Linked DNA regions of Homo sapiens: region 2 is linked to region 1. Evidence: read pairs that join two places in POLR2A ChIA-PET (ENCODE). Cell type or tissue: GM12878. All regions are shown on one strand. Links, peaks and the distances in the headings refer to the core of each region. The heading gives the core; the rest is flanking DNA.

Evidence for each region. Peaks named below come from ENCODE experiments on the same cell type or tissue, not always from the same donor. Only the 100,000 strongest peaks of a DNase experiment are listed, where the experiment ranks them.
Region 2: POLR2A ChIA-PET joins it to region 1 with 10 read pairs; 3 of 35 experiments call an interaction of 5 or more read pairs at or near these places.

Annotation. Positions count from the first base shown.
Region 1 is chr16:10,925,563-10,940,742 of GRCh38, forward strand. CIITA (class II major histocompatibility complex transactivator) reads left to right here. Exons shown (of 20, transcript NM_000246.4): 20 at 1-10,832. It overlaps DEXI (Dexi homolog), which reads right to left. Exons shown (of 2, transcript NM_014015.4): 2 at 3,329-3,997. Among named protein-coding and RNA genes, the nearest start is that of DEXI, 9.3 kb to the right of the region's middle. RefSeq lists an enhancer at 5,061-5,110. In GM12878, for the core only: a CTCF peak has its summit at 11,740; no DNase peak of the experiment used is centred there; H3K4me3 peaks cover 3,276 bases; H3K27ac peaks cover 3,184 bases.
Region 2 is chr16:10,787,395-10,803,976 of GRCh38, forward strand. All of the region lies in intron 2 of TVP23A (trans-golgi network vesicle protein 23 homolog A), which reads right to left. Among named protein-coding and RNA genes, the nearest start is that of TVP23A, 23 kb to the right of the region's middle. RefSeq lists enhancers at 2,408-2,946, 7,561-7,660. In GM12878, for the core only: no CTCF peak of the experiment used is centred there; no DNase peak of the experiment used is centred there; H3K27ac peaks cover 396 bases.

The DNA of each region.
Region 1 (15,180 bases), core at 6,923-14,922:
GCCTCCCAAAGTGCTGGGATTACAGGTGTGAACCACCACACCCAGCCCACTTCTGCCATATTCTGTTGGCCAGTGTGACAAGGATTGCTACTGTCCTACCCACCCTCCTTTCACCACATGTGCACATGCACGTGTGTGCACGTACACACACATACACACACACGCGTGCACACACCAGAGCCCACCTTGGCTCAAGTCCTCTTTTCTGAGAGGACTTTTCTTTGTGGCTTCCTAAAATTCAGTGGAAAATTAATTGTTTGGGGATGAGAAAGGTTGAAGCACCAAAAGCTTACCAAGGGGAATGTTTGCCTCTGCCTCTGACACACAGCTCTGTCCTGGGAGTGAGCTGGTTTTTAGCGGAGACGGAGTCCCACCTTGGCTGCAGGGAGTCCGAAAGGGACTTGGAAGCTCCGCTTTCTACCCAGCGAGCTGCCGGCACGACTGTTGCTTTTCACTCGGGCATAGTCTGCTCAGAAGCCCCAATTCAAGACATCTTAGCTTACTCCTGGTGGCAGTGGGAGCTGCCTGTTCAGCTCCAGCTCACCAGCCCCAGTGCCCACAGGATCAGTCTGATTCCCAAGCTCTGCTCCTCTCCCCAGCAAGTGAGAGCTGGGTGTCAAGAGGGTCTGAGGAATCCAGACCCGGCTGCGTGGTTGATGATCTTTGCAGACAGGCAAGCACCTCCTGCCTCGAACTGGCTGCAAAGGGTATCAGGTGCTGCCATCCAGGTTCAGCTTGTAAATAGCTCAGGTGTCACCCTGCAAGGGATCCCTGCACTTGCAGACTCTACAGAGGCCATGGGCCTCCTGTGTGTGCGCCTACAGGAGTGAGCACTAAGGTGTGCTCTGATCATCCACTGTGCCATGTGCCAGGTTTTTGGTCTGACCCACTGCTTTTGGTCTGTGTGATGATGAAATGAGGTCAGAGCCTGCAGTTATTAACACTAACGATTTGTTAATGATAGCTACTGTTTATTATTTTATTTAATTTTTTTGAGACAGAGTTTTCACTCTTATTGCCCACGCTGGAGTGCAGTGGCATGATCTCGGCTCACTGCAACCTCTGCCTCCTGGGTTCAAGCAATTCTCCCACCTCAGCCTCCCAAGTAGCTGGGATTACAGGCATGCACCACCACGCCTGGCTAATTTTTGTATTTTTAGTAGAGATGGAGTTTCACCATGTTGGCCAGGCTGGTAATCTGCCTGCCTTGGCCTCCCAAAGTGCTGGGATTACAGGGGTGAGCCACCGCACCCGGCCACTACTGTTTATTTAATGAGCAGATACATGCAAAGCCCTTATCACAGTGCAAGGGAAATTCAAAGCGCTCAGAAAGTATTAGCTCAATAAGTGATGACTGTGTGCCAGACACTGTGCTAAACTCCTACTCAAGAGGGATAAGAGTCTAGGGGCAAGTGGCAGAGACTCTAGAACGAGATTGCCTGGGCTCAACGCCCACCTCACCACTTACTTATGCAAGCTAGTTCTCTGTGCCTCAGTCTCCTCATTTGTAAAATGGGCATAACCACAGCACCTTCTTTATAGGATTATGTGAAGGTGTGGTGAGCTAATACGTTAAGAATTGGAGCTCAATAACATGTTGGCTGTCATTATTACATATATCTGTGTTTCATTCTTGCCTCTGGCTGGAATGTTCTTCCCAGCTCTCCATATGGCTGATTTCTCATCCTTCGGGACTTGCCCCATTCTCCAACCCCATCACTAGTTTTATCTTTTTCACTTATTTATGCAGTCTGCTCTTGTCCTAGGACATGAGCTCCAGGAGGGCGGGAAACATCTCGCTTTGTACACTGCTGTGCCCTCTGTACCCAGCAAGGCGCCTGTGTATAATAGGTGCTCAATAACATAAAATGAACAAATAATCCTCACCTAACGGTTTCATTCATTCTGCAAATACATACTGACAGCACAGTCATGAATAAGATGTTCCTGCCCTGGTGAGTCTTATATTTTAGCAAATTAAAAAAACTCTTTGGACAGGGCTGCCAGGTGAGGTTGGCCAGTCTGTACACTGCACAAAGGCACCTGGGACAAGGGGGAACATGGGGGCTGCAAACCAGTCTGGGTTCTGCTTGCCAAACTGGGAGTCCTGGTGTGGAGCCTTTTAACCCAGAGGGGCATCTTTTCGTAGTTAACGCACAGTCATCGTAAGATGTGGATAAATTACTGTCTCCGTGTCACAGATCTAAGTGATACTTATAGTCACACTCCTATAAAGGAATGGACTTCTGACTTCTTTGGAGGACCTCTCTGCAGGGACAGGCACAGTGTGCCGGAAGTGCCCCTGAACCCCATTTGTCAGGTGGTAAAGCGCTGCTCGGAGGAATCAGGGCATGATAGTGCAATTCCATGTCCAGTGGATTGTAAGTCCACGCACCTTCCAAATGGTCACTCTTCCTCGCAGGCCTCTCTCTGCATACAAATGTCTCCCTCCTGACGCTCACCTTTTTCCCTGGGGCTCTCAAATGTCTTCTTTTCAGATTTCGTAGCTTTTCTTTCTTTAGCATCACTTGAGGGCAAGTGGTGCTCCAACTGTCTCCCCCCAGAGTTCTGCCGCCTGTACTCTCCCACACCTCAGTCTCCTCGCCTGTAGAAAGGGGTCAATCGTTTGAACCCTGCTTCACTTGGTGTGTATGTGAAGGTGCTTTGAAATCAAGTGCTCTGCAAACTGGAGAGAATTACTGCTTGTATTCCGTGAAACTACAAGCTCCCAATTCCACTCATTTAATCCCTCTCTTGCTCTGTTGCCCAGGCTGGAATGCAGTGGCATGATCTCAACTCACTGCAACCTCTGCCTCCCTGGTTTCAAGCAATTCTCCTGCCTCAGCCTCCCGAGTAGCTGGGACTATAAGTGTGCGCCACTATGCCTGGCTAATTTTTTTGTATTTTTAGTAGAGATGGGGTTTCACCGTGGTGGCCAGGCTGGTCTCGAACTCCTAACCTCAAGTGATCTGCCCGCCTCGGCCTTCCAAAGTGCTGGGATTACAGGCATGAGCCACCATGCCAAGCCCTTCCCCCCTATCTTTAATGAAGGTCTACCATGTGCCTGACACAGGGGATACCCACCCCCACTTCTATGGGATTCAGGCCTGGTTTCCAGCTTGGCCTTCAGGCTTTTCCCACCACACCCCAAATGCTGTCCCTGGCTTGTGGAGTGGGGCAGGGGGCCAGCCTGGGACTTTCACGCCAGCCCGACTGGGGCAGACTCTCTCAACCCCACTGGATCTTCTGCTGTTTGTCAGCCACAAGGTTCTGCCTAGAACTCCTTTCCCGAATCTCAAAGTTAAAAAAAAAGGCAGGGCCCCAGGGGTTGGAGTTGCATACATTTTTTTTTAATCCAAAGAAGTAAGCCTCCTAAGTATTGCTTAGACAGGTTTATCAGAATTAAGTAGGCACAACACTCATACTTTCAGAAAAGCATTTCCAGCCAGGGGAGTAACGTGGCACTCACCAGCATGATGTCTGTTTTGCCAACTTGCTGAAGAACGAGTAACCTGAAATGAAGGAGCGAGAATCCCACCCTCAGCCCCCCAACAGCTTCCTCAGCTTCTTTTTCTTCTGAGTCACCCCTGAAACAGTCGCTGCATCTAAGACCAGCCTCGGGCTAAACCCAGCTGGCCTGAAGGCTCAACTCACATCAAACGGAGCTGGGAGTCGCTTTTGCGTGTGTCCGCAGTTTGAAGTGTCCTCTCCGAAGGTGAAGTGGGGGAAGCAGGTGCGCTCCGGGATGAAGTGCAGGGAGGCAAACTCTGGCTGGGTTCCTGTAAACATCCATCGCAGCTGCAAATAATCAGAAGCCAAGGCCAGGCCATCGATTTGACACTGCAGGCAGATGAGGTCTTGGGATGCCTCTTGCGTTCCCCCTTCTGTGGGAGCAGGTGCCTTCCCAACCTCAGCACTCAGTCCCAATCTCTCTTCCACTCTCCTGGGTTCAAACAGGAACCTCTCTGTTGGCACGAAGCTTTTGAGGGGAGCAGGTCTAACAAGAAGGAAAAAGGGGGGTTATTAGCACGGAAGCCCCACCCTGCCACCAGGTTGGCTGGGGACAGGGACCAATCCACCAGGCTCGGGAGGCTTGGGGTGGGGCAGGGAAGTCTTCCTCCATCCCTCAAATTTAGGGAACCACTGGGAGCCCCAGACTCAGGCTGAAAATGTCTTTCTGCAAATATAAAACTCTTTTTAATGAATTTGCCTAATTTCTCAGAGACCCTGGGCTGGAGAACCAGTGCAATGTCACACGGGAGAGGAAGGACTGTCCTGTTTATTGGGAGGGAGGAGGGGGATGCTGGTGCAGCCTGCTCAGGAGTCACCCAGGGTCTGAGGGCTGACTTGCAGCTCTGGGCCAGCTGAGCCAGCGCTGGGTAGTGGGCAGGGCTTGGCAACACCTTCCACCTTGCCCGGAAAAATGCTTTGCAACCTACAGGAAGGCAATAGCCACAGCCAAGTTACTCAGCAGCCCCACTTGGCTCTTTCTCCCAGGATGCAGCATCATCTCCATGGCCTGGCCCCCTGGCACGTCCCCGTTTCCCACTGCCTTCTCTGTGTGCCTAGCCGGGTGCCAGTGTCTCTGTAGCACCTCGTGTTCCCATGCCCAACCCCTCTGCAGCCCCCTCAAGCCCTGCTCTGATTCCAAGCCTCATCTCCCAGCTCACTATCCTTTCCGCAAACTTCACTGAACATCTCGCAGAACTTGTATGTTAAACATGTGACATGTATTGTTGTTTGACAGGGTGCTATTGACATTTGGGGTAGGACAATTCTTGGAGGTGGGGTGGCTGTTCTGGGCACTGAGCATTTAGCAGCATCTCTGGCTCCAGGCCACTAAATGCCAGTAGCACCCCTGGCCACTGGAACAACTAAAAATGCCCTCCTACCCTATTTCCAAGGTCGACCTAAGGGGGCGGAACTGTTTCCATTGAGACCCATGCATCGTATAGGATAAGAAACTGAGGTTCTTATCATTTAATAGGATAAGAAATTGAGGTTCAGAGAAGCCAAGTAACCTGCCTAAAGATGCACAGCTATGAGAGGCAAAGCTGGCACTGGCTTGGTAATAACGATGGAAACGGTCTGAATGAGAGCAGGTACCATTTCCTGAGCTCTTAGCAGACGCTGAGGACCCTGCTAAGTGCCATGAGACCTTAGCAGAGGCTGTGGGTGCCCCGCCCCATTCCCTCCACTCACTCTTCCTTGCAGGTCGACCTGCCCTTCTTTGCTGAGGCCTTTCTCTGCCTCCAGAGCCTGCTTGGTCCTCAGGCTGTAAGTGCAGGCAGAGCTAATGTCTCTCCATAGCTGCCCTCCACCAGCCTGCTCCTGAGACACCTGCTGGCCAGCAGCCTGAAGCAGAATCCTTTACTCAGATTCAGCCGCACAGATGCTCACTGCAGAGATCTCCAAGGCCTGTGGTCATCCTTGAGCCCATCTCAGATTTGTGTGGATAGGGTGTTAGAGAACATGGAATCAGCTGGATAGAGTGGTTCATGCTTGTAATCCCAGCACTTTGGGAGGCTGGGGTGGGAGGATCACTTGAGGCCAGGAGTTTGAGACCAGCCTGGGCAACACAGTGAGACTGTCTCTATAAAAAATTTAAAAATTAGCCAGGCATAGTGTAGTCTCAGCTACTTGGAAGGCTGAGGCAGGAGGATTGCGTGAGCCCAGCAGTTCAAGGCTGCAGTGAACTATGACTGTGCCCCTGCACCCAGCCTGGGTGACAGAGACCCTGTCTCAAAAAAAAGAGAAGATGGAATCACTCGGTGAGGACCTCACTCCTCTCCCAGTCCTGTGACCACAAACCGCATCCCCGACAGTCCCAGCCAGGCGCTAGTCTGGCTGTAGCTGCCCTCTTGTGTGCAGATCTCCAGTCTGAATGGGCTACACGTGGAATTTACTAACACTCCGGTTTTCATTGTGTTTATCTGTAGGGTTACCTTCTATTTATAGCAAGTGATGCCAAGTTTCCATTTCTGGTAGTAATATAGTTTTTCTTTTCCAAGTCGCTCACACCTGTAATCCCAACACTTTGGGAGGCTAAGGTGGGTGGATCAGTTGAGATCAGGAGTTTGAGACCAGCCTGGCCAACATGGCGAAATGAGGTCAAGACTAGCCTGGCCAACATGGCGAAACCGCGTCTCTACTAAAAACAAACAAACAAAAATACAAAATTCGCTGGGCATGGTGGCAGGTGCCTGAGGTCCCAGCTACTCGGGAGGCTGAGGCAGAAGAATCGCTTGAGCTAGGGAGGCAGAGGTTGCAGTGAGCCGAGATCACGCCACTGCACTATAGCCTAGGTGACAGAGTGAGACTCTGTCTCAAAAAAACACAAAAGTTTCTCTTTTCAAAACATTTTACTTTAAAAGGAGCCAATTTAAAGAAAACTGTTAATAGTTCAGGTAACAGGCAGATACAGGAAAAGCTGCTGACAGTGTTGTATGAGGTTTGAGGATTTTGATCCAAGCTGGTCCCACTCAGTCCATAGCAGAGAATGAAAGGGCCCAGAGAGGGTGGTGACCTCTGCCTGAAGTCACACAGTGAGTCGAGGACAGGGAGGTGACCCCAGGTTTCTATGTGTAGGGCGGGAGGATGTTCTGGGACACAGTTCAATTCTCATTTGTCACACACTTTGGCTATTAGAGATCAACCCCTTCGCTCCTGTGTCTTGCAATGGCAGCCTTGGCAAACGCTAAATGAAAATCGTGACAACACTTGTGTTATGAAGCATTTACTTTGTGTTCACCTTGTACTACTCGAACTCATGTCTTAACTCACTTATCCCTCAAAAACAACTCTAGGAGGTAGGGCCAAGTAGGACCATCATCCCTGCATTTCACATGGAGCTCAGAGAGGTTAAGCAAGCCGTGCAAGGCCACACAGCTCATAAATGGCAGAGCCAGGATTTGAACCCCCGTGGCCTGACCCCAAAGCCGAAACCACTCGGCACTGCAGGTTCGTCCCTTTTCTCTGAGATGGGGGTATCCAATCTTTTGGCTTCCCTGGGCCACAGTGGAAGAACTGTCTGGGGCCACATATAAAATATACTAATGATAGCTCATGAGCTAAAAAATAAAACAAAATCACACACACACACACAAAAAAACACAAACCAAAAAAAAAATTCTTTTTTTTTTTTTTTTTTTGAGACAGGGTCTTGCTTTGTCACCCAGGCTGGAGGGCAGTGGCATGATCTTGGCTCACTGCAGTTCCAGGTTCAAGCAATTCTCATGCCTCAGCCTCCTGAGTAGCTGGGACTACAGGCGCATGTCACCATGCCTGGCTAATTGATGTATTTTTTAGTAGAGATGGGGTTTCACCATGTTGGCCAGGCTAAAATCTCATAACGTTTTAAGAAAGTTTATGAATCTGTGTTGGGCCACAGTCAAAGCCGTCCTGAGCTGTATGCAGCCTACAGGCCGCACCACGGATTGAACAAGTTTCTTCTAAGGCATCAAGAGCCCCAGGCTGAAAAGCACCCCAGAGCTGGAGCTTATAGAACCCAGGGCAGCAGGTTCTCCAACCTTCTGACATCATCAGAGCACAGCAGACAAGTTATCAGCCACTAGATTTTTTTCCCCCTTTCTGAAACTGTAACCTTTCATTCCAGCCATTCCCCAGAGCTGGACAGAGGACGTGGCTGGCTGGCTGGTTTCTGTAGTCAGAATGACAGTTGGGTGCTAGATCCCCTTCGTGAAGCAATGTCTTAGCTCAGTAACTCTGCAGAGAAGCTGCCTGGTTCAGGATGTGGCTTAAGTAAGAAGATGGCCCTGGCGTTTTACGCGCACTGGTGGGTGAGGCTCTGAAAGTGGTAGAAGGGAATTCTTTCCTAGAGTTCAGCTGCCCGCTGTCCTGCTCCTCAGGGCAAATGCTGTGAGATCTGCATTTAGCCTGTCTGTGCTGATTGTGGTTCTGCCCCTTCCTGGCTGTGTGACCTCAGACAAGTCACCCACCCTCTCTGGGCCAGTTTCCTCATCTGGAAAAGGGGACAGTGCCCACCACATTGGGCTGTTTGTGTCCATGGAGTGCCTGACAATACCCAGCACACACGAGACATCAGTACAGGGTGGTTCCTTCCCTCCTTAGCCCCACCTGTTCCCAGGTAGAAACCAATACCGGCAGGGAACCTTCTCAAGGCTAGGGGCCTTCTGAAAGCAGCAGCACTTTTCCTCCTTCAAAGACCTTGCCTTCTAGAAACCCATTGCTCATTCCTTTCTCCATGTACCAAAAAATCAATTAAAGTGGCTAAAGACAGACGTCACCCTCCCCTACTCACGCAGCCATTCTGATCCTCCACGCTGGTGACAGGCTATGTGGCAGGAGGGTCTCTACCTTATCTCAGAATGAAGGCATGGCTGGGGTCTGGCTGTCTCCTGGTGGCCGGAAGGAGACAGACGGCAAAGGAGAAGCTGCCTGTCTCTGCACAGGTCCATGTCCCTGAGGAAAGCCAACGTCACAGAGAAATGATGACCACTTTCTCAAACCTGGCTTCGGATTTGCACGTTGGCTGCCAAAGCTGATCAGCAGCGGGCTTTGTGAAGATGCCTGGTCTACCACGTGCCTCCAGCTGGTCACGCCCAAGACTCCCTGAGCCCTCTGGAAGGGCAGCACTTGCCCAGTGCCTCCCTCCAGGTCCTGCCACATCCAAGAACCACCTGGACTATTATTTACTTAGTATTTTAAACCAATGTACTTTTTAAACTCCAATTTTTTAATAAGATCATTTATGTCACCATATAACACCCAAAGCAGTAGAATTTGTCATACACAGAAGGCAATGCTAAAAATACAATGAAAATGGAACCAGGAAGTCTAGCTTGATACCCTTGGCCTGTATAACTGAGCCTTGTGCCAGTTAAAAGGGCAAAGCAGTAGGTGCTCAGGGGGTGTCGGGGCCCTGAGAGCTGATCTGATCCGCTGCTGCGTATTCACTACCGCCCTGGGACGCCTCCAGCAGACCACCTCACTGGGGGAAACATCAGGACAGCGTGGCCAGGAGCCCAATGCTGCCACCTCATAGATGGGTATCTGAGATGAGTCATCGAACTTCTGCAAGCCTCAGTTTCCTCCCTGGTCTAATGGAACCCTCCTTGGCGGCTTCACAGGGTGATGCTTGGGGCAGGTGATGGAGATGTGGGAGAGGCAGTTATTTTTAACCACCCAGCCAAGCCCCTTGCCAGGAGGGACTCCCAGAAATGAAGCCTTACCCTTGAGGGAGTTCCCCGCCACTCCAAGCTTGGGGCCTGGGATGGCAGCTGTGAGGGCACCAGCACCATCTGGGGACTCGCTGGGTACCAATTATCACCGCCCTTGGGCTACTTCAAAGGCTGCCCACACAGACACACCCTCCTTGGTAACCAGTCCTCAGGAGGAAGGGCACCCAAGGAAAGGGGGAAGGCTTCCTGGGCTAGAGCCCCTTCAGGGTCTGACACGCCATTGACACTGACCACGTCATTCATTAAGCAAGCACCAACTATACATCATTCACTATCCCAATCTAATTTGCACAAGCCCTTAGGCAGGTGCTACTATTATCCCTGTTTTACAGAGAAGGAAACCGAGGCTTAGGAGATGAAGTCTGAGGTGTTGGTGGAGCTGGGATTTAAACCAAAATATGTCCAACTGCAAAGCATGTAAGTAACAATTTTAGAGGGTATACGGAGGTGACCCTAAGTAACAAGGAATCACATATAGTGAGCAAGCAATTTGCTTTTCAGTTTTTGGTCAATCCTTATGATTATTTAGAGGAGAAAGTTCAGTTTGGTGCTGGTATATCTTATGTTTATCACCCGACAGTTGTTAATCTCTTTTTAACAAAGAATACAGGCCAAGGCCCTGTGACTTTAGCTGGCTTTGGTATTTGGCCAAAAGTTAATGACTTTGGCAGTTAGTGTTTTTATCCATGCCAAGCGATGATGATTTTCTCTTTAGTGACAGACATTTTTTAAAAAATAAATTCACATAAAAAAGTAGTTTTACAGATGAAGCACTAAAACTAGTGCATTTCATCTTAAACTGCAAATTATAAAGGGAATAATAGTAACTTGACAGTGGAGAGACCTGGCAGACACCACCTTCACCAACTGATCAAAGTTAACATCGCCAGAAAGGGGACAGATGGCATGTGCCTCTCGATAAGATGCACTGAAGACACACACTCACTTCTGCAATATTCCTGCCAAGAATGCCTCATCTGAATCTAATCTCGAGTATAACCATCAGACAAACCCAAATTGAGAGACAGTTTACAAAACACCAGCCTTGTACTCTGCTTAATATGTCAATGTCACAAGAGAGAAAGACAGACTGAAGAGCTGATCCAGACTGAAGAAGGCTCGAGATTAATGCAAAAGCTGATCTGGGATTGCATCTTGGACCTCAACTCTCCCCTTTTTATTGTTAAGGGACACTACTGGGACAATTTTTTTTTTTTTTCGTTTTGAGACAGGGTCTCGCTCAGTCACCCAGGCTGGAGTGCAGTGGTGGAATAATAACTCACTGCAGCCTTGAACTCCCGGACTCAAGCAATCCTCCTGCCTGAGCCTTCCGAGTAACTGGGACTATGGGCGTGTACCACAACACCTCGCTATTTTTTTTTTCCTACTTTTTGTAGAGACGGGGTCTCACTATGTTGCCCAGGCTGGTTTCAAACTCAAGTGATCCTTCCACCTCAGCCTCTATAAAATTTGAATAAAGTTGTAGATGAGATTGGTCATAGGATTGTATAGTGTATCAATATTAGATTTGCTGATTTTGACAACCCTACTGTGGTTATGCAAATTTGTCCTTGTTCTAAGGAAATAAATACTGAATTATTTAGGAGTAAAGGTGCATAATGAACCCATTTTCAAATGCTTATGAAAATTACACATATACACATGTGTGCATATACACAGGCATGCATATACAAACAGAGGGAAGAGCATGCACGTGTACATGAGCAAAGTGCTAACTGGTGCAACTGGTGAGTTTGGGCGGGCATTGTTTGTGCTCTTGCAACTTTTCTGTAAGTGTGAAATTACTTCATAACAGAGGTTTTTGTTTGTTTGTTTGTTTTTAATTCAGGAAAAAGTTGGAAGAGTGCGTATGAAATAGGCCTGGCAGAAACTATGAGCTGGTGTTCCAAGGTCGGGGATGGGGAGCCCTCACTGGAGGCACCCCTCAAACCCTCAGTGCTGTGGCCAGGGAACCGGGCTGGCAGTCTTAGTTGGCTTTGTTCCCTCGGCCTCCACTTCCCCATTCTGTGCCTCCATTTATTTGTGAGACAGGGATAAAGAGGTCTGCCACTTTTATTGTGATCTTAGGTTTCCCAAAAGCCGAGTATGCTTTCAGAAGTTCTGGGAGGAAAGCTAGCAGATAAACCAGAAATATGAATATCCAAATTGAGAGAAGCCCTCACTTTCTTAGTTCGGCAAAACAGACACATGAGCTGTAAGTGGGGCAGACCCTGCCTGTTTCTTGGCTGAAATCTCCAGTTTGTATAATTCAGGGCTAAGAGAGCAGGACTCTTGACATCTCACTGTCTTGAGACACATACTGGGGTTTTCTCCTGTCTGAAGACGCAGCTGGCACCAATGTACCCTATGGCCAAGGACCTTCTGGGTGAGCCTCATGTCAGGAGCAGAGCTGGAGAGGTGGCCAGGCCTGGGGGTATACTTGCCTCCCTGTGTCACCATTGTCTGTCTCTTGCTTAGATGACAGCCACAGCTTCCTGGCCTGGTTTCCTGCATCCGCCCTGACCCCTGGCTGTGGGATCTCCCATAACTCAAATCTGACTGTGTCCCTGTGGAAGGTTTGGGTTTCTGACCTGGGCAGCTCTATGTCCGGCACAGGGGTTCTGCTGATAGCACAGGCCACAGATTGGCAAGGAGGGACCAGGTTAGGAAGGAGCAGCTGTGGTTCCTAGTTGGGAGATAACTGAAGCCTAGGAAATCCTGGAATAAGATAGACCAATGCATCGATAACCCTCAGCTCCAAATCTGAGCTGCACCAGGACAAGCTGACTCTGGTGGCAACGTTCTCCAGTCTCTGCATTTTCAGCTCGCTGTGTGCCAAGAGAGGGCTGGCAGGTACCAGCAGCTTTCACTTTCATTAGGAACCGGGACGAATAATCCAACTGAGCTGCCTCTGCACCAGAACTGCTGGGACGTGAAGACTCTCCCTGGCTCCCAGGCCAGCCACTGCAGCCCTTTCTCCTGGGAAGGAGGGAGCTCCCGATTCCCCATTCCCTGCTCCTGGGCAACAATTAACACTCTAGGAAAACCACAGAGCCGGCTATCCAGGGTTCTGGTGCCCTGGGGACCACAGGGCAGCAAGAAAGTTCTCCTAAGGGTCCTGGGGCTGGGAAGGCAGAGTGGGAAGTCTCCCCCAGCTAGGCTAGACCTGGACCTCCCTGGCACTCAGGCAGCCTGTCCTCTTCTGCTCACAGGATATAAATATTCATGCATGAGTATAGGTGCAGGTTTGTACATTTGCAAGGGCATGGGTATAACACGCTTTCCATTGTATCCGACTATGAATATGAGTGGTTAATATTAATACATCTCTTACTATATACAAGGAGATCTAAGTGCTTTATGTATATCTCACCTAATCCTCACAACAAGGGAGATTTTCATTATTTCCATCTTCTAGAAGAGGAAACCAAAGTACAGGGAGGTTAAGCAGCATGCCCAAGGTCACAGCTACCCTGGGATGTGAACCCAGGGCCCTGGCTCTTAACCATGACCCTAATACTGCCTCCTCAAGTAGGTGCTCAGCAAATGTTTGAGGAACTGAATTATGTGGGTCCACACATAAGAGAAAAAAAAAAAAAAGAGGGAGCAAAAGTAGGTGCACCTGTTCATCTTGAGATTCATCCTGGGCCCCACTGTGTGACATGCTCCACGCCCTTAGTCACTGTTTCCTGGATTGGCGTGTGGGGAACACATGTGACCACATGAGAATGGCTGAGAAAGAGCAGGACTGACTACCGGCGTTCCCCTGCTTATGGAAAGGGGCCTGGAGATGAGGCTCGGTCAGATCATCTTGAGGTCTTTCCTGGCGGCTTCCCTGCTGCTAGCTACCCCTCTCATACCCTGGGGTTCTGAGCTTCCTCGGCACTTGGGGGCAAGGCCTCCTTGGCTTGGATTTGAGGGTGGGGAGGAGGGAAGGCTGTGCATGGCTTCCACCACTTCTCCAGGCCTCCCCACTTCCCAGGGTCAGGCCCTGACACCCCGAGAGCTTTGCAAGGGTGTCCCTGAGAGATATTTCCTGGTGTTTCTGCTTAAACAGCGTTTGCTGCAAAATATGTCGAAGCATTTGGGATTCAGTTTTTAGTTCAGAATATGCCAATGTTTTCATTTGGAAGGGGAAGTGTTTCTGTTGATGTGGTAAAGAGATAAAATAAGACGTTCCTCACCAAGTTACACTGCTTCAAAGTCAAATGCTTGGCTTGGAGACAGGGATTTATCTTGGGATCGCAGGCCCTTAGCACACGGCCTGGCAGAAGAGCAGGCAGGGTCAAAGTCTGTTGAATGAGTGAGTGCATATGCAAAGGGCCTAGACACAGGAGTGCGATACAATCAATGCTCAGTACAGATTTTGAATGGATTCCATAGGTTCTACTTTTGAGAGTTGTTCTCAGTCTGTTCATGTTTCTCTATCTTCACTAAACTCCCCTCATCCAAGCCTCTGTCACCTCTGGCCTGGACAACTAACAGCATCTGAGGTGGTGGCCCTGCTTCCCCTCTTACCCCTCAGCTCATTCTGTCCACAATTGCCAGAGTCATTTTTGCAAAATGGGAATGGGATTGTGTCATCTCCTGCCTAGAACCTTCCAATGGCTTTCCACTGCTCTTGGCTATGGCCTTCCAGGTCCTCCATGGTATGGCTCCCACCCACCTCACTGACCTTTCCTGGGGCTGTTCTCCAGCCACATGGGCCTCCTTTTGGTTGCGGAAAAACCAACTCTCTCTCACCTGAAGGTCTTGGCACCACTGATTCCCTCAGCCTGGACTGCTTTTCTCCAGATCCTTCTATCAAATTAAGGCTCAGCTCAAAAGCATCATCTCCTTAGAGAGGCTTTCTCTGACCCCTCAGCTAAAGCAGCCCACCATCTCTATCCTACCGTTTCACTTCTGTTTCACTCCATGTCTACACCTACAGAGACCGTCTACTAGAGGCCAGGCACAGTTTTAAGTGTTGAGGACATGGCAGTGAACACAACAGGGAAGCTCATGTCCTTCTTGCCTGCCTTCATAGTTCCGAAAAAATCTGATTCTCTTGTTTGGGTTCCTACTAGTCTTCCTCACCAAGTGCCAAAGGGCCAAGGCTTGGTCTGTCTTGTTCACTGTGTTCAATCACCAGGCACTGTACTGAACCAACAAGCATTCATTCTGTAAAAGAACGGACGGATGGATGGCAGGCAGGCAGGCAGGCTGGGGAGGTGTGCAGAGCACCTGGCACACACTCCCCCTGGCACTTGGTTCTCGCTAAGATGTTACTGAGCTCAACTGAAGCTTTTTCTTCAAAGAAATCTCACTGTGAACCCATTAGGAGAGCCCTCTGCCGCCAGCTATGCTGTCAGTAGGTCCTACCCCACCCTGTACCACCATCTGCAACAGACTCAATGTTTGTGTCTCCTCAAACTTCATATGTTGAAACTCTGATCCCAAATGATGGTATTGCGGGGTGCGGCCTTAGGGAGGTGATTAGGTCACGAAGGCAGAGCCTTCATGGGTGGGATTAATGCCCTTATAAGAACAGTAAGAGATAAATGTTTAAGTCCCCCAGCCTATGGTGTTCTGTTATAGCAGACTGAACTAAGACACCCTCTGCCTGTGGTTGTCTTGGCAAAGCCAGGTAATGCAGGAGAGGGGTGGACTCAGCCTGCTTGCGGTGAATGGCATTAGTGTCCATTTTCCTAAAGGAGCCCTTGCCCACCATATCTCAGCATCCCCTCTTCATTGCCACTTAGACCCTGTGCCCAGTGACACTCCAGTACTGTCCAGTCTCAGGGGCTGAGCCAAGGCGTTCCTGCCTGCCCTGTGACCCTCACCAGACCTGGCAGCTGCCTGACAGCTTGTCTGGCTCACGTGTTCTCTCTAATTGAGTCTAGCTGCCTCTCTTCCTTGTGACTATGACCAAGTCTTACTCCTTCCTGGACCTTCATTTCCCTACCTCTCACATACACAG
Region 2 (16,582 bases), core at 4,564-12,563, 140 kb before region 1:
GGAAAAGGCTACCTGGGACTAGGTATGTTCAAAATGGCGGCTCCATCTTCCCTTCTCCTTTCCAGTCACGTGTACAGTAAGGGGCAGGCAACATGGGGCAGGCAACATGGCACCAGCCAAGTGGAAAGCTCATTTGCATAATAAGATTAGGGTTGGGGGGGCAGCCTTCCGTGAGCGCTATGTGAATGTCACCCCGGTCCAACCAATCTGTGGGCTCTATGTAAATCAGACACTGCCTCCTTAAGCCTGTCTATAAAATCTGGTGCAGTCTGCAGTGGGCTGGTTTTTTTCCCTTTCAGAAGCCCCTCTCTCTCACAGGAGAGAGAGCTGTTCTCCTCTCTCTTTCTTTTGCCTATTAAACCTCCCCTCCTAAATTCACTCCTCATATGTGTCAGTGTCCGTGATCTTCTTGGCATGAGATGACAAACCCAGGGTATTTACCCCAGACAACAATGCCGCTTCACTTTGAGCCTCACATTATCCATCCATAAAATGAGACAGTAACATTTGCGTCAGATGCCGGAGGCTTTCAACTAATAGAGTCAAACTCTGTAAAATATTTAAAGAGATTAATCCTGAGCCAAATATGAGAACCGTGACCCATGACACAGCCCCATGGGGTCCTGAGAACATGTGCCCAAGGTTGTCGGGCTACAACCTGGCTTCATACATTTTAGGGAGACAAAGGCATCAATCAATACATGCAAGATGTACACTGGTTTGGTCTGGAAAGGCAAAACAACTCAAACAGGGAGGGCGCTTCTGGGTCATAGGTAAATTCAAAGATTTTCTGATTGGCAATTGGTTGAGTTATTATCTAAAGACCTGGAATCAAGAGAAAGGAGTGTCTGGGTTAAGATGAGGGGTTGTGAGCAAGGTTTTTTTTTTGTTTTTTTTTGAGATGGAGTCTTGCTCTGTCGCCCAGGTTGGAGTGCAGTGGTGCGATCTCAGCTCACTACAACCTCCATCTCCCGGATTCAAGCGATTCTCCTGCCTCAGCCTCCTGAGCAGCTGGGACTACAGGCGCCCGCCACCACACCCGGCTAATTGTTTGTATTTTTAGTAGAGACAGGGTTTCATCATGTTGGTCAGGCTGGTCTCTGTTGGGGACCAGCCTCAACACCACCCGTAAGGTACCCGAAGTCCGGTGGTGACAAAGGAATGAGAAGAGACAGGTTAAGAGTTCATAAAGGTGGGAGCCAGGGGGCCAGAGCAAATCAGAGGCTGCAAAGGGCTCAGAGTTCTGGTCTCCACACTATTTATTGAGTACAGTCACTTAGATCTGAGAAGCAGATGTTCAGGGGTGAAACGGGGAAAGGGAGACAGTATGTCATACTGTAGTAGTAGCGGTTTAAATGAATCTCCTTTGTGCTCAAACAGCGTATTTTTAACTTAACAGAGAGTAGCTAGTAGGAGTGGGCTTAACAAGGAGCCTGCATGTCTCTCCACATTCCAGTGCTTCAAAGGAGTGTCCTTCTCCTTGAACACAGTGTTTGCAGATAAGAGAGCAGGTCTCACTCTGAGCATGGGAACATGATGGCAATTAGGAGGCTTTCCTCCTCAGCGGCCTCTTGTGGCTTTCCACAACTTATTGTCCCATATTTTTATGGCCAGTTTATGCAGGCACCCCACAAGCCTTTTTCCCAACAGATCTCGAACTCCTGACCTTGTGATCCACCTGCCTCGGCCTCCCAAAGTGCTGGGATTACAGGCATGAGCCACCGTGCCCGGACAAGAGCAAGGTTTTTATATCACAGATGATGCCCTCCTGGTAGCCAGCTTCAGAGAGAACAGATGGCAAATGTTTTTTACCAGCCTTAAAAAGGCACCACTCTTAGTGAATTCTCTCCTGGATCAGAGGAAGCACCTGGAAAGGGAAGGGGGTTCTCAACAGAGTGCAGAATTCCCCCCCAAGAGACAGTTCTGTAGGCTCTTTCAAAATACGACAAAAAAATGTGTTGATGAAAAGAGTCAAACTCTCTAAAACATTTGATGAGATTTATTCTGAGCCAAATATGAGTGACCGTAGCCCATGACATAGCCTTCAGGAGATCCTGAGAACATGTGCCCAAGGTGGTTGGGGTACAGCCTGGTTTTATATATTTTTGGGAGATATGAGACATCAATCAAATACATTCAAGATATACATTGGGGCTGGGTGTGGTGATTCACACCTGTAATCCCAGCACTTTGGGAGGCTGAGGCTGGTGGATCACCTGAGGTCAGGAGTTCAAGACCAGTCTGGTCAACACGTGAAACCCCATCTCTACTAAAAAAAAAAAAAAAAAAAAAAAGCCAGGCGTGGTGGCAGGTGCCTGTAATCCCAGCTACTTGGGAGGCTGAGGCAAAAGGCTTGAACCCAAGAGGTAGAGGTTGCAGTGAACTAAGATTGTGCCACTGCACTCCAGCCTGGATGACAGAGTGAGACTCTGTCTCAAAAAAAAAAAAAAAAGGTACAATGTTACATTTGTTTGTTTCAGAAAGGCGGGACAACTCAAAGAGGGGCAGGAGGAGGGGGCTGGTTGGTAGGGACCTTCTAGGCTATAGATAAATTTTAAAATTTTCTGGTTGACAATTGGTTGAGTCTAAAGACCTGGGATCAATAGAAAGGGAATGTTCAGGTGAAGATAAAAGATTGTGGAGACCAAGGTTCTTTTGAAGTCTTATAATGGCAGCCCTTAGAGACAATAGAAGACAAATGCTTCCTATTCAGACCTTTAAAAGGTGCTAGGTTCTCAGTTAATCTCTTCAGCATTGGGAGGGCCTGGAAGAAAAAATCTAGCTATGTTAATAGAGATTCTTTACAGATGTAAATTTTCCCCCACAAAGAATGGCTTTGCAGGACCATTTCAAAATATGACAAAGAAACATGTCTTGGGGTAAAATTTTTTTTTTTTTTTTTTTTTTTGAGACGGAGTCTCGCACTGTCGCCCAGGCTGGAGTGCAGTGGCGTGATCTCGGCTCACTACAACCTCCGCCTTCCAGGTTGATGCCATTCTCCTGCCTCAGCCTCCCGAGTAGCTGGGACTACAGGCGCCCGCCACCATGCCTGGCTAATATTTTGCATTTTTTAGTAGAGACAGGGTTTCACCGTGTTAGCCAGGATGGTCTTGATCTCCTCACCTTGTGATCCGCCCGCCTCGGGCTCCCAAAGTGCTGGGATTACAGGTGTGAGCCACTGCGCCCGACCATCTTGGGGTAAAATATTTTGATTTTCTTCTTTGTCATGTAATGTTACACCAGAATCAGATTGGAAAGTAAGTCACGATATATAGGGTTAAATAAAACCTATCTGATGAAAATTTATGGTTTGTAGGGGTCCTATCCAGGCCCCTTAGATAGGAATTTGGGCAAGATAGGAAAAAAATTAGAGTTTAGTCCTCAAATGTAGTTTGCGGTAAAATACTTCAATTTCTTTCAGGGCCTGCTATCTGTGCTGTTGGGATGTCATTGCTAAAAACAATCTGTTTGTCCAGTATTAAGGTCCCTGTGTTAATGTTAATGCTGGTCAGCTGTGCCTGGATTCCAATGGGAGGAGGGTAGAACGAGGCATGTCTGACCCCCACCTCTTCCCATCATGGCCTGAACTAGTTCTTTAGGTTAACTTTGGAATGCCCTTGGCCGATAGGAGGGGTCCATTCAGTTGGTTGGGGGGCTTAGACTTTTATTTTTGGTTTACAGGCTTCTGGGAGATAAAAAACTACCATGCCAGATCAGAGAGAGCCCTCCAGCAGCTGTGGTTCCTATCACTCTACTTATTGCTTGACTCATTAATAGTCAACATTTTTGAGAACGGAAGAAAGAGGAAAAAACCATGACCAGTAACGCTCTTTTTGGACATCCTTTGTCAGACGAATGTTTTTCCCCATTGTTAAAAATAAGTAGGGTGTTGCTATTTCTTTCTTTGGCCCCGACACCCACTTACACTCAGGTGGCTTCTCTGCTACTGATGTAGGAGTTCAGAAGAAACTACTTAGGCAAATAGGGTATGGGAGTACCAACTAAGGTTTTCCTTTTAATGAAAATCAGCCCCCAAATTATTTTCTTTTCTAACAAAGAGCAGCCTGTAAAATCCAGCTGCAGACATAGACAAGCAAGCTGGAAGCTTCCAGGGTGAATGCCAGCAGCTGTGCCAATAGGAAAAGGCCAAGTTGTGCCAATAGGAAAAGGCTACCTCGGACCAGGCATGTCCAACATGGAGGCTCCATCTTCCCTTCTCTCTTATTTTTTTGAGACAGAGTCTTGCTCTGTTGCCCAGGCTGGAGTGCAGTGGCACAATCTTGGCTCACTGCAACCTCCGCCTCCTGGGTTCAAGCGATTCTCCTGCCTCAGCCTCCTGAGTAGCTGGGACTACAGGCGCGTGCCACCATGCCCGGCTAATTTTTTTTTAATTTGTATTTTTAGTAGAGACAGGGTTTCACTGTGTTAGCCAAGATGGTCTCAGTCTCCTGACCTCATGATCCGCCCGCCTCGGCCTCCCAAAGTGCTGGGATTACAGGTGTGAGCATCTTCCCTTCTCTTTGCCAGCCATGTGTACAGTAAGAAGCAAACAACATGGCATGGGCCAAGTCGAAAGCCCATTTGTGTAATAAGATTAGGGTGGGGTGGCCAGCCTTCCCTGAGTGCTACATAAACGTCACACCTGATCCAACCAATCTGTGTGCCCTATGTAAATCAGACACCACCTCCTCAAACCTGCCTATAAAATCTGCTGTGGTCCACCTCCGGCTGGATTTTTCCCTTCGGAAGCCCTTCTCTCTCACTAGGAAGAAAGCTGTTCCCCTTTCTCTTTCTTTTGCCTATTAAACCTCTGCTTCTAAACTCATTCCTTATGTGTGTCCATGTCCTTAATCTTCTTGGCACGAGACAATGAACCCCAGGTATTTACCACAGACAACACTGCTTCACTAGCAGTGGCATGCCACCATGAAGATGCTGGGTTCAAGGAACCCCCAGGTGCCAGGGGAGGCAGCTAAGATGATGTTTGCCCAGGAAGAAGTACATTCTCAGCCACTTCTCCATCCACTAGTTCCACCATACCTCCTGGGAGTTACGAAATGCAGGACCCACAACCCCACCCCCAGGCCTCCTGAGCTAGAATCTGCACTTTAACGAGTCTCCCGAGTGATTCTTCTGTGTGGGACAATTGAAGTGCTCTCTTCTCTTCCATTTGCAAGATGAACTCAGTTTCAGCAACAAAGCAGAAAGGACTTAAGAAACCCAAGCCTAAAAAAGCAAAGGTCCCTATAAACCCTTCAGGAACGCCGTGGGGCCTGCACTAACCCAGGGGATGAACCATCTGGGCTGATCTGATTTTTCTTTTCCAGAGTGACCTAGATGCAATGTTAGCTCCATCATCCTTCTGAAACGGGCTTCTTAATTCAAAAGACAGCACATCCTCTTACTGCCCCAACATCTGAGCCGGGAGGTCAGGGTTTGGGACTGTTGGGATATCTGAGCAGAGGCTGATTGCCAAGTGCTCAGTTTCCATTCAAAGGTCAGCACAATAGAGGTTTATGTGTAGAAGTGAATAAAAGAACAAACTTCCCTCTGGTTGCCACAGTTTTTTCCTCTTGTTTCTGTTCTTTATTTCTTTTTAAAGAGACATACCCAGCAGGGCATGGTGGCTCCTGCCTGTAATCCCAGCACTCTGGGAGGCCGAGGTGGGTGGATCACTTGAGGCTGGGAGTTAAAGACCAACCTGGGCAACATAGCGAAACCCTGTCTCTACTCAAAATACAAAAATTAGCCAGGCATCGTGGCACGCACCTGTAATCCTATCTACTCGGGAAGCTGAGGCAGGAGAATCGCTTGGAGGTTATAGTGAGCCAAGATCGCACCACTGCACTCCAGCCTGGGCGACACAGCAAGACTCTGTCTCAAAAACATAAAAATAAAAAAATAAAGAGACATATCGACTCTAGAGTCTGGGTATGCTCAGCATCAAAATGAAAGTGTGAGCCCCAGGGACAAGTTGGGGGGGTGCCTCTGGATGCTGGGCCCAGGCTGGGCCCTGTGTGTGGCTTCTAACCCTTCACCCTCCACCTCTGGGCACTGCTTGGCTTGTAGTGGCATCATTCTAATCTCTGCCACATTTTCAGGTACTTGTTATAGCAACACTCCACTTCTCTGGTACCAATTTCTAACTTGGCCCATTTCGTGCTGCTGTAACAGAATATCATCAACCAAGTAATTTACAAACAACAGAAATATTTATTTGGCTAGGTACGGTGGCTCACGTCTGTAATCCCAGCATTTGGGAGGCCAAGGTGGGAGGATCACTTGAGCTCAGGAGTTTGAGACCAGCTTGGGAAACATAGGGAGACCCTGTCTCTACAAAATAAAAAAAATAAACCTAGCTGGGCATGGTGGCATACACCTATGGTCCAACCTATGTGGGAGGCTGAAGTGCGAGGACTGATTGGGCCCAGGAGATTGTGGCTTCAGTGAGCTGTGATCACACCACTGCATTCCAGCCTGGGTGACAGAGTGAGACCCTGTCTCACCAAAAAAAAAAAAAAAAAAAAAAAAAAAAAAAAGTATTTTTCACAGTTCTGGAGGCTGGCAAGTCCAAGATCAAGGTGCCAGCACACTCGGTATCTGGTGAGGGTCCGGTCTCTGCTCCCAAGGTGATGCATTGAATGCTGCACCCCCAGGAGGGGAGGAACACTGTCTTCACATGTCAGAAGGGCAGAAGAGCCCTGAGACAGGACTCACTCCCACCAGCCCCTTTATAAAGGTATGAAACCCACTCATGAGGCACAGCCCTCACGGCCGAATCATCACTTAAAGGTCCCAGCTCTTAACAGTGTTAGAATAGCAATCAAATCTCAACATGCATTTTACAGGGGACAAATATTCAAACCATAACAGTGGCAATTCTTGGCATTGCTTGTCTTGTAGCCACATCATTCCAATCTCTGCCTCTCCCTGTGTCTCTATCCTCACATGTTCTTATAAAGACCCCAGTCATACTGGATTAGGGGCCTGCCCTACTCCAGTATGACCTCATGTTAACTAATTACACCTGCAAAGACCCTAGTTCCAAGTAAGGTTCAGTATTTGAGGGAGTTAGGATGTCAACATATCCTTTTGGGAAAACCCAGCTCAACCTATAACATCTGCCTTAGGTCCAATGAGCCAGAGAAAATAAGTGAGGTAGGAAGAGGACATTGTGCTATTTTACAGATGAGGACACTGGTGCTCAGAGAGGTGACATGAGCTTCCCCGAGTGGGAGTAAAGAATCAGTTATGTATGCAGGTGGTGCACAGGGTGAGGGCGCTTGGCTGAGATGGGGGTTGGGGGCAAGTGCTGAAATCTGCCCATGCTCTACTCCCCAGCTAGGTACCTGGTAGGGGTCTGTGTCTGTCTGAGAGGGGGCCACCTGTCCTAGTTTTCAGGGTAACATCCTCTGGGCTAGCAGCTGCTCTGAGTGGCAGAATCAACAGGAGGTCCTAGGTCCCCACTCACTCTCAGCCCAGGGTTTCCAGGCTGCCCCTGGAACCCTCAGATTAGCAGGCTTAACCACAGAGAGCTAGTAACACAGGCGACCCGAGGCAGTGGCCTCTGAACTCCAATCTCCACTCAGAGGAGCCTGGGATCCCTGGAGAAATGGCAGATTCCAGGTAGAGATGGAGAAATGCACACAATGGGGCAGGGACATTGGAACACCCCAGAGAGCAATGAAGCTGCCAGACGCCATGAGAGTCAGGTTAAGGAAGTTGCTTGAGCCCAGGAGTTTCAGACCAACCTGGGCAACATGGTGAAAGCTAACTGAAAGAGGCTCCCACTGGCCAACAGTGGGACAATTTGAGTAGCAATAACAATATGTCTGCATCCATGAGTTTATATGATGCTTTTTTTTTTTTTTTTAAAGACAGAGTCTCGCTCTGTTGCCCAGACTGGAGTGCAGTGGCATGATCTTGGCTAACTGCAACCTCCACCTCCCGGGTTCAAGTGATTCTCCTGCCTCAGCCTCCCGAGTAGCTGGGATTACAGGCGTGCACTACCACGCCTGGCTAATTTTTGCATTTTTGGAAGAAATAGGGTTTCACCATGTTGGCCAGGCTAGTCTCGAACTCCTGACCTCAGGTGATCTGCCTGCCTTGGCCTCCTCAAGTGCTGGGATTACAGGTGTGAGCCACTGTGCCCGGCCTATCTGACACTTAAGAAAAACCCTCATTGCTCACCTCATGGAAGACGCAGGGGACCGAACTCATTACTTTGAAAACTGAGCAGCGAAGGACAAGTTTCAAGCATGCATTATGCCTTTTCTCTACAAAGTGTACCGTGCAAGGACCACACATTCGATGAGGGGAGTTTCTCCTTCTGGATCCCTTCAGCTCACAAATGAAATGATAGAGTCAGAATGCCACCGCCCTGTCACAATCCCTGAAGAATTCAAGGATGGAGGACTGAGCACCAACGGTTCCTGAGAGACCGCCAGGCGCTGGGAGCCTCCTGATGGAAGAACATACCCCCTCCTTTGAAGACCACATGCTGAAAACACTCGGATCTGGATAACATCAGGACTGTAGCTCTCACTACTCATTTACAAGAAATACAGAGAACCAAGGAAAATATTAAAGGATGCAACAGGATGCAACCAGCAAGCCTCACAGAACAACAACTCGCCTGCAAAGCAAAAAAAATAAAAAAATTTAAAAGATGGGCTGGGCACGGTGGCTCATGCCTGTAATCTCAGCACTTAGGGAGGCTGAGGCAAGAGGATCGCTTGAGCCCAGGAGTTTGAGACCAACCTGGGCAACATGGTGAAACCTCATCTCTCCAAAAATAATAATATAAAAAGTAGCCAGGCGTGATGGTGTGTGCCACTTGGGAGGCTGAGGTGAGAGCCTCACTAGAGCCCAGGAGTTCAAGGCTGCAGTGAGATGTGATCATGCCACTTGCACTCCAGCCTGGGCAACAGAGCAAGACCCTGTCTCAAAAAAAAGAACAATTTAAAAGATAAGAAAGAGAGAGCGAGAGAGAGGAGAGGGTGAGAAGCCTATGTAGTAAAAGGGATTTTATTTTATTTTATTTTATTTTATTTTTTGAGATGGAGTCTGGCACTGTTGCCCAGGCTGGAGTGCAGTGGCACGGTCTCAGCTCAAGGCAAGCTCTGCCTCCCGGGTTCACACCATTCTCCTGCCTCAGCCTCCCAAGTAGCTGGGACTACAGGCGCCCACGACCATGCCCAGCTAATATTTTTTTTTTGTATTTTTAGTAGAGACAGGGTTTCACCGTGTTGGCCAGGATGGTCTTGATCTCCTGACCTTGTGATCAGCCCGCCTCAGACTCCCAAAGTGCTGGGATTACAGGCGTGAGCCACCGCGCCCGGCCCATAAAAGGGATTTTATATAGCAACCAACTGTAATATTGTGATGTGTGGATGTTATTTCAGTTACGACTCAAATGAATAAGCTGTAAAAAATAAAGTTATGAGACAATCAAGGATAGGGACGCTGGCTAAATATTTCATTCCATTTGAGTATTGTGAATTATTTTAAAGTTTAGAAAACTGGAATCTGGGCACGGTGGCTCATGAACCTTGGGAGGCTGAGGCAGGAAGGTGACTTGAGCCCAAGAATTCGAGAACAGCCTGGGCAACATAGTGAGAGCTCATCTCTACAAAAAATCAAACAATTAGCCAGGCGTGGTGGCATGACCTGTGGTCTCAGCTACTCAGGAGGCTAAAGTGGGAGGCTCACTTGAGCAGGGGAGGTCGAGGCTATAATGAGCCCTGATCATGCCACTGTACTCCAGACTGGGTGACAGAACAAGACCCTGTAGAAAAAAAAAAAAGATTGAAAGTTCAGAAAATTCTATTGTAGTTTTATTTTTAAAAATGAATCTTGGCCAGGCGCAGTGGTTCATGGCCTTTGGGAGCCACTTTGGGAGGCCGAGACGGGCGGATCACCTGAGGTCGGTAGTTCGAGACCAGCCTTACCAACATGGAGAAACCTCATCTCTAATAAAAATGAAAACATAAAAAAAAAAATAAAAGAATAGCCAGGCATGGTGGCACATGCCTGTAATCCCAGCTACTCGGGAGGCTGAGACAGGAGAATCGCTTGAACCTGGGAGGCAGAGGTTGTGGTGAGCTGAGATCACGCCATTGCACTCCAGCCTAGGTAACAAGGAAGAAACTTCATCTCAAAAAAAAAAAAATGATTCTTATCAAAAATTAGCCAGGCGTGGTAGTGCGCACCTATAATCTCAACTACTTGGGAGACTGAGGATTGAACCTGGGTGGTGGAGGTTGCAGTGAGCTAAGATCATGCCACTGAACTCCAACCTTGATGACAAAGTGAGATACTGTCTCTAAAAAAAAAATCATTTTTGTCTCTTAGGGATATCAAAATATGTATATTTGAATTGATGTGATCTCTGTGGTTTGCTTCAAAATGATCGGGGGAAGGTGAAAAGCTGGGATAGAAATGCGAAATGATTGGTCATGAATTGGGCATCATTGAATGAGGGTGATAGGGACATGGGATTCACTGTATTATTCTATTTTGTATGTTTGGAATTCTCTATAGTAAATATTTTTTCTTTTTCTTTTTTTTTTTTTTTTTTGAGATGGAGTCTTGCTCTGTCTCCCAGGCTGGAGTGCAGTGGCGCCATCTCGGCTCACTGCAAGCTCCGCCTCCCGGGTTCAAGCAATTCCCCTGCCTCAGCCTCCCGAGTAGCTGGGACTACAGGCACCTGCCACCACGCCCAGCTAATTTTTTGTATTTTTTTTTTAGTAGAGACGGGTTTCACCATGTTAGCCAGGATGGTCTCGATCTCCTGACCTTGTTATCTGCCCGCCTTGGCCTCCCATAGTACTGGGATTACAGGTGTGCGCCCGCGCCCGGCCTTTTTTTTCTTTTTTTAAGTAATCAGGGAAGCAGACTACTTCCTTTCAAATTACAGTTCTGCCATTTACTTGTGTGACCTTGAGCAAGTAAGTCAACATTTCTGGGCCTATTTCCTCACCTGCAAAATGGAGATAATCACATCTACCTAACATCAAGGCCTGGAGCACAGTGGACACGGTAGATACCCATGCGTTTGTTCCTTCTTTGGGATGGGACCTGTGGTAGCCAGCCTCTGAGATGGCCACCGGTGATCCTGACTGCCTGGTGGTCATACCCTCGTGTAGTCACGTCTCACAATGAAGCAGGGGTCCTGGTCATCAGAGTGGCCAATAAAATATATCAGAAGTGATTGTATGTCACTTTTGAGATTAGGTTATCAACGACATGGCAGCTTATGTTTTGTTTTTGTTTTTGTTTTTGTTTTTGAGATGGAGTCTCACTCTGTCGCCAGGCTGGAGTGCAATGGTGCGATCTTGGCTCACTGCAACCTCCACCTCCCGGGTTCAAGTGATTCTCCTGCCTCAGCCTCTCAAGTAGCTGAGATTACAGGCACACACCACCACACCCAGCTAATTTTTGTATTTTTAGAAGAGATGGGGTTTCACCATGTTGGCCAGGATGGTCTCGATCTCCTGACCTCATGATCTGCCTGCCTTGGCCTTCCAAAGTTCTGGGATTACAGGTGTGAGCCACCAAGCCCAGGTGACTCTGTTTCTGTCTTGATCACTCTCTCCCTCATTCTCCCTAGGGCAAGCCAGCTGCCATGTTGGGAGCAGCCCTATGTTGAGAGGCCCACATGGCAAGGAACTGAGGCCTCCAGCCAACAGCCATGGGAGGACGCCATCTTGGACACAGCTCCTCCTGCCCCAGTCAAGCCTTCTGATGACTGCAGCTCTGAGCAACCTCTGACTACAACCTCTGGAGACCCTGAGCCAGAACCACCCAGCCGAGCTGCTCCAATTCCTGAACTTCAGGTATAAGATAATAAATGTTTGTTATCTGTAGCTGCTAAGTTGGGGGAAATCTGTCATGCATCAAAAGCTCCCTGCTACAGGCTCTAATGTTGAAGAAGTTCTTTTTGTTTTTGTTTGCTTGAGACAGAGTCTCACTCTGTTGCCCAGGCTGGAGTATAGTGGTGGGATCTTGGCTCACTGCAACCTCCGACTCCCAGGTTCAAATGATTCTACTGCCTCAGCCTCCCGAGTAGCTCGGATTACAGGTGCCTACTACCACGCCTGACTAATTTTTGTAGTTTTAGTGGAGACAGGGTTTGGCCATGTTGGTCAGGCTGGTCTCAGACTCCTGACCTCAGGTGATCCTCTCATCTCTGCCTCCCAAAACGCTGGAATTATAGGCGTGAGCCTACATGCCCGGCCTGTTGAAGAATTTTAACTCTGCATAAGGTATGTTGTTGTGTTAGGTGGTTTCAAGGGGCAGGAAAGACAAGGAGAGTGAGGTTCCTCTTAGAAGCAGATGGTGAAATGAGGGGTCCCAGGCTTACTTGAGGAGAGTTGGGGGTGAGTGGATGAGACCATGAGGACAGCTGTACTCACATTCACCTTTTCAAAACAGGGGACTCGGAGTTATTAACTGATGGACAGAAAAGAGCAGAGAGGCCCGAGACTGACTTTCCAGAAGTCTGGAGCAGAAACCAGCCAGCCAGATGGCATGAAAAGAGGGAGTGGCTCACAGAGATTGCAGAAGTTATGGAGCCTTTATTCTTGTTTTTGTTTTCACCCTGAGTGGGGTTCTTTTTTTTTTTTTTTTTTTTTTTCGCACTGGCAGTAAAAAGTAGTATTCCCCCAGTTATATGCTTTTCATTTTCTTTTCTTTAATTGAAAACAATTTTTTTTTTTAGAAACAGGGTCTTGCTATATTGTCCAGGGTAGTCTCAAACTCCTGGGCCAAGCCTGCCTTGGCCTCCCAAAGTGTTGGGATTATAGGTGTCAGCCACTGTGCCTGGCCTTGTGCTTTTTCTTCTGAAGAGCTTCTAGATTCTGCTAGAAACTGGACAAGATCTGAAGGCAGCAAATACTCACTTGTGTCTGCTACCTGGCTCTTGGGAACTTCAGTTTCCTCATCTGCAAAATGGAGAAAGAATCTTGTCTTCCCTTGCATTTTTATTTTTGACCATTTTAATATTTCTGGAACCAGGGTGTGTCTACTAATGGTTGCAAATATTTAATATGGTGTTTATGTCCCACCTCTACTTCTTAAAAGCTATAACCAAACCAATGTACCCTAAAATGTATGGCATTCTAGAAACTATGGACATCAGTGGTAAACCCTAACTCAGTGGTTATTTAATGGGAGAATTGAGTGGTCATATTAACTCCTTCAGCAAATACTGAATCACTACTGCAACCTGGCCTGTGGGAGGCTCTTTAGTTTATTTATTCTTTTTGAACAGCCTATAACTTTTTAAAAAGCATTTTTGGCCAGGCAAAAATCACAGGTGGCTCACACCTGTAATCCCAGCACTTTGGGAGGCTGAGGTGGTTGGATCGCTTGAGCTCAGGAGTTCAAGACCAGCCTGGGCAACATGGCGAAACCCCATCTCTACTAAAAATAATTTTTTAAAAACTTAGCCAGGCATGGTGGTGCACACCTGTGGTCTCAGCTATTTGGGAGGCTGAGGTGGGAGGATCACTTGAGCCTGGAAGGCAGAGGATACAGTGAGCCAAGATTGTGCCACTGTACTGCAGCCTGGGCAACAGAGCAAGACCCTGTCTCAAAAAATATACTTTGTTAAAAAAACAGTATTCCTGCTTTTTGTCAACAAAAGGATGTCCCAGATCCAGTCTGACTGGTTTCTGCCTCAAGACTTAGAATCAGCTCCTTTCTAAGGAGTCCTGGGTTCTTTGAGTGGCAAAGAGAATGAAAGACCAAAATCTGGGGCCTGGGATTGTAGGTAAGAGGTAGTGGATGACGAAAGAAAAAAAAAATGCGATTTCTAGGCCATCTTTAGTAGTGGCACAGCTCAAAAAAAGAAAATGTCCCTTTATCCTAACATCATTTCTGCAGTATCTCTGCCAAGAAGCATAACCTGGATATAATCAGGAGAAGCATCAGACAGACCCAAATTAAAGTGTATTCCTCAAAATTGCTGCCCTTTTACTCTCCAAAAATGTCCATGTCATGAGAAATAAAGAAAGGCTCGGAATAGTTCCAGAATAACTAAATGCAATGGAGATCCTGGATTGAGTCTTCTTTTTTTTTTCCTGAGTCTCGCTCTGTCACCCAGGCTGGAGTGCAGTGGCGCGATCTCAGCTCACTGCAACCTTCACCTCCTGGGTTCAAGCGATTCTCATCCCTCAGCCTCCTGAGTAGCTGGGATTAGAAGCACATGCTACCATGCCTGGATAATTTTTGTATTTTAGTAGAGATGGGGTTTCACTATGTTTCCCAGACCGGTCTCAAACTCCTGAGCTCAGGCGATCCTCCCGTCTCAGCCTCCCAAAAGATTACAGGCATGAGCCACCGCCCAGCCTCTGGATTGAATCTCGAACTGAGAGAAAAAATTACTCTAAAGGACAATGGAATATGAACTACAGATTAGATAGTCTCTTAGTTTCCATAATCGCACTCTGCTTACATAAGAGAATGTCCTTTTCTTACAGTACACATTGATGGCTGGACACAGTGGCTTAAGCCTGTAATCCCAGCACTCCGAAAGGCCAAGGCAGGAGGATTGCTTGAGCCTAGGAGCCCTGGCGCAATATAGCAAGATCTTGTTTCTACAAAAAATAAAAAATAAATTTAAAAAGTGCACATTGAAGTATTTAGGGGCAAGTGGGCATGATGTGTTACTTACTCTCTAACAGTTTAGAGAACAAATACACATACACACACACACACACACACATACACACACACACAACTAGGAAGACTCAGAAGCCAACTGGAAGAGGCTCCTACTGGTCAACAATGGGACAATTTGAGTAACAACAAGAGTATGTCTGCATCCATGAGTTTATATGATACGTGTGTGTGTGTGTGTGTGTGTGTGTGTGTGTGTGTGTGTGTGTATATGTGTGTGTGTGTCAGAGTCTCATTCTGTCACCCAGGCTGGAATGCAGTGGTGTGATCTCGGCTCACTGCAACCTCTGCCTCCTGGGTTCAAGTGATCCTCCTGCCTCAGCCTCCAGGGTAGCTGGGATTACAAGCATGTGCCATCATGCCAGGCTAATTTTTGTATTTTTAGTAGAGACGGGGTTTTGCCATGTTGGCCAGGCTGGTCTCCAACTCCTGAGCTCAAGCGATCCTCTCGCCTCAACCTCCCAAATTGCTGGGGTTACAGGTGTGAGCCAGTGCACTCGTCCAATTAGTGAATCTTGGTAAAATGTACCCATCAGTTCTTCGTACTATTCTTGCTACCTTCCCGTAAGTCTGATATTATTTCAAAGTAAAAAGTTTTTTTTAAGTTATTTTAAGGACACTAACTCAAAATATCATTTTCCAATTCAACGTATCTTGCTGCTGTATTTTACATATTTATTTTATTTGCAGTTTCATTAACCACTAAAAAATCCCCACCACTCTGTAAATAGTAAGTTTTGTCATTGCTGTGTGTATTTTAGGTTCCATGTTTATTTGGTGCTCCACATAATCACGAATGCTAAATTTGAGATGTCATTTAAATTGCGCAAGGATACAGAATTAAGTTTATGGTCAACACATAAACGTTTTTAATTGATTTTCAACACTGCTTAAGAAACATTGAGTTTAATAAATTGAGCTGAGAGGCTGGACGCAGTGGCTCATGCCTGTAATCCCAGCACTTTGGGAGGCTGAGGTGGATGGATCACCTGAGGTCAGGAGTTCAAGACCAGCCTGGCCAATGTAGCAAAATCCCGTCTCTACTAAAAATACAAAAATTAGCTGGGCGTGGTGGCGGGTGCCTGTAATGCCAGCTACTCAGGAGGCTGAGGCAGGAGAATCACTTGAACCCAGGAGGCGGAGGTTGCAGTGAGCCGAGATCGCGCCACTGTGTGTGTGTGTGTGTGTGTGTGTGTGTGTGTGTGTGTGTCAGAGTCTGGGCGACAGAGCAAGACTCCGTCTCAAAACAACAACAACAAAAACACATAAATTGAGCTTAGAGCAACAACAACACATGTGTGGAGAACCTCCCATCTACCAGGTGGAGGGCCAGGTCAGAGGGCAGTGAACAGGCTGGACAAAGTTCTGCCCTCCCAGATGTTACTCATCTCTAGCAGGGAGGGAAAGGAGCTCAGGAGTGGTTTCGACCCAGTGTGCACAGTGTCATTAATGGGTAAACAGAGTCACAATCAAAATATTCAACAACTGATATGGGATGACCACTGTCTAATGAGAATGGCCAACGGTGCAGGGTCCCATCAGCTGGTCCTGGTGTTCGGGGTTCTGACCCTTTAGTTGTGGGAGCTTGTCCCAGCAGGGTATCCATGAGGCTCTCGGTTCTTTATTGACATTTTAACCAACACAAGGACCCAAGAGGTGGACACAACAGCTGACCATCAGGGCTGGGTAGACATTGGGGTTGTGGGAGCTAAGGAGAGATGCCTTGTTACAGAACACTGCTTAGCAGTGATGTAGATTAGGATCTACAGGACATGGGGTTTTTTGGGGTAATGAAAATGTTTGGAAATTAGACAGTGGTGATGGGTGCACAACCTTGTAAATATACTAAAACCAATGAATTAAATAATTTAAAGGGGTGAATTTTGAATTCATGATATAT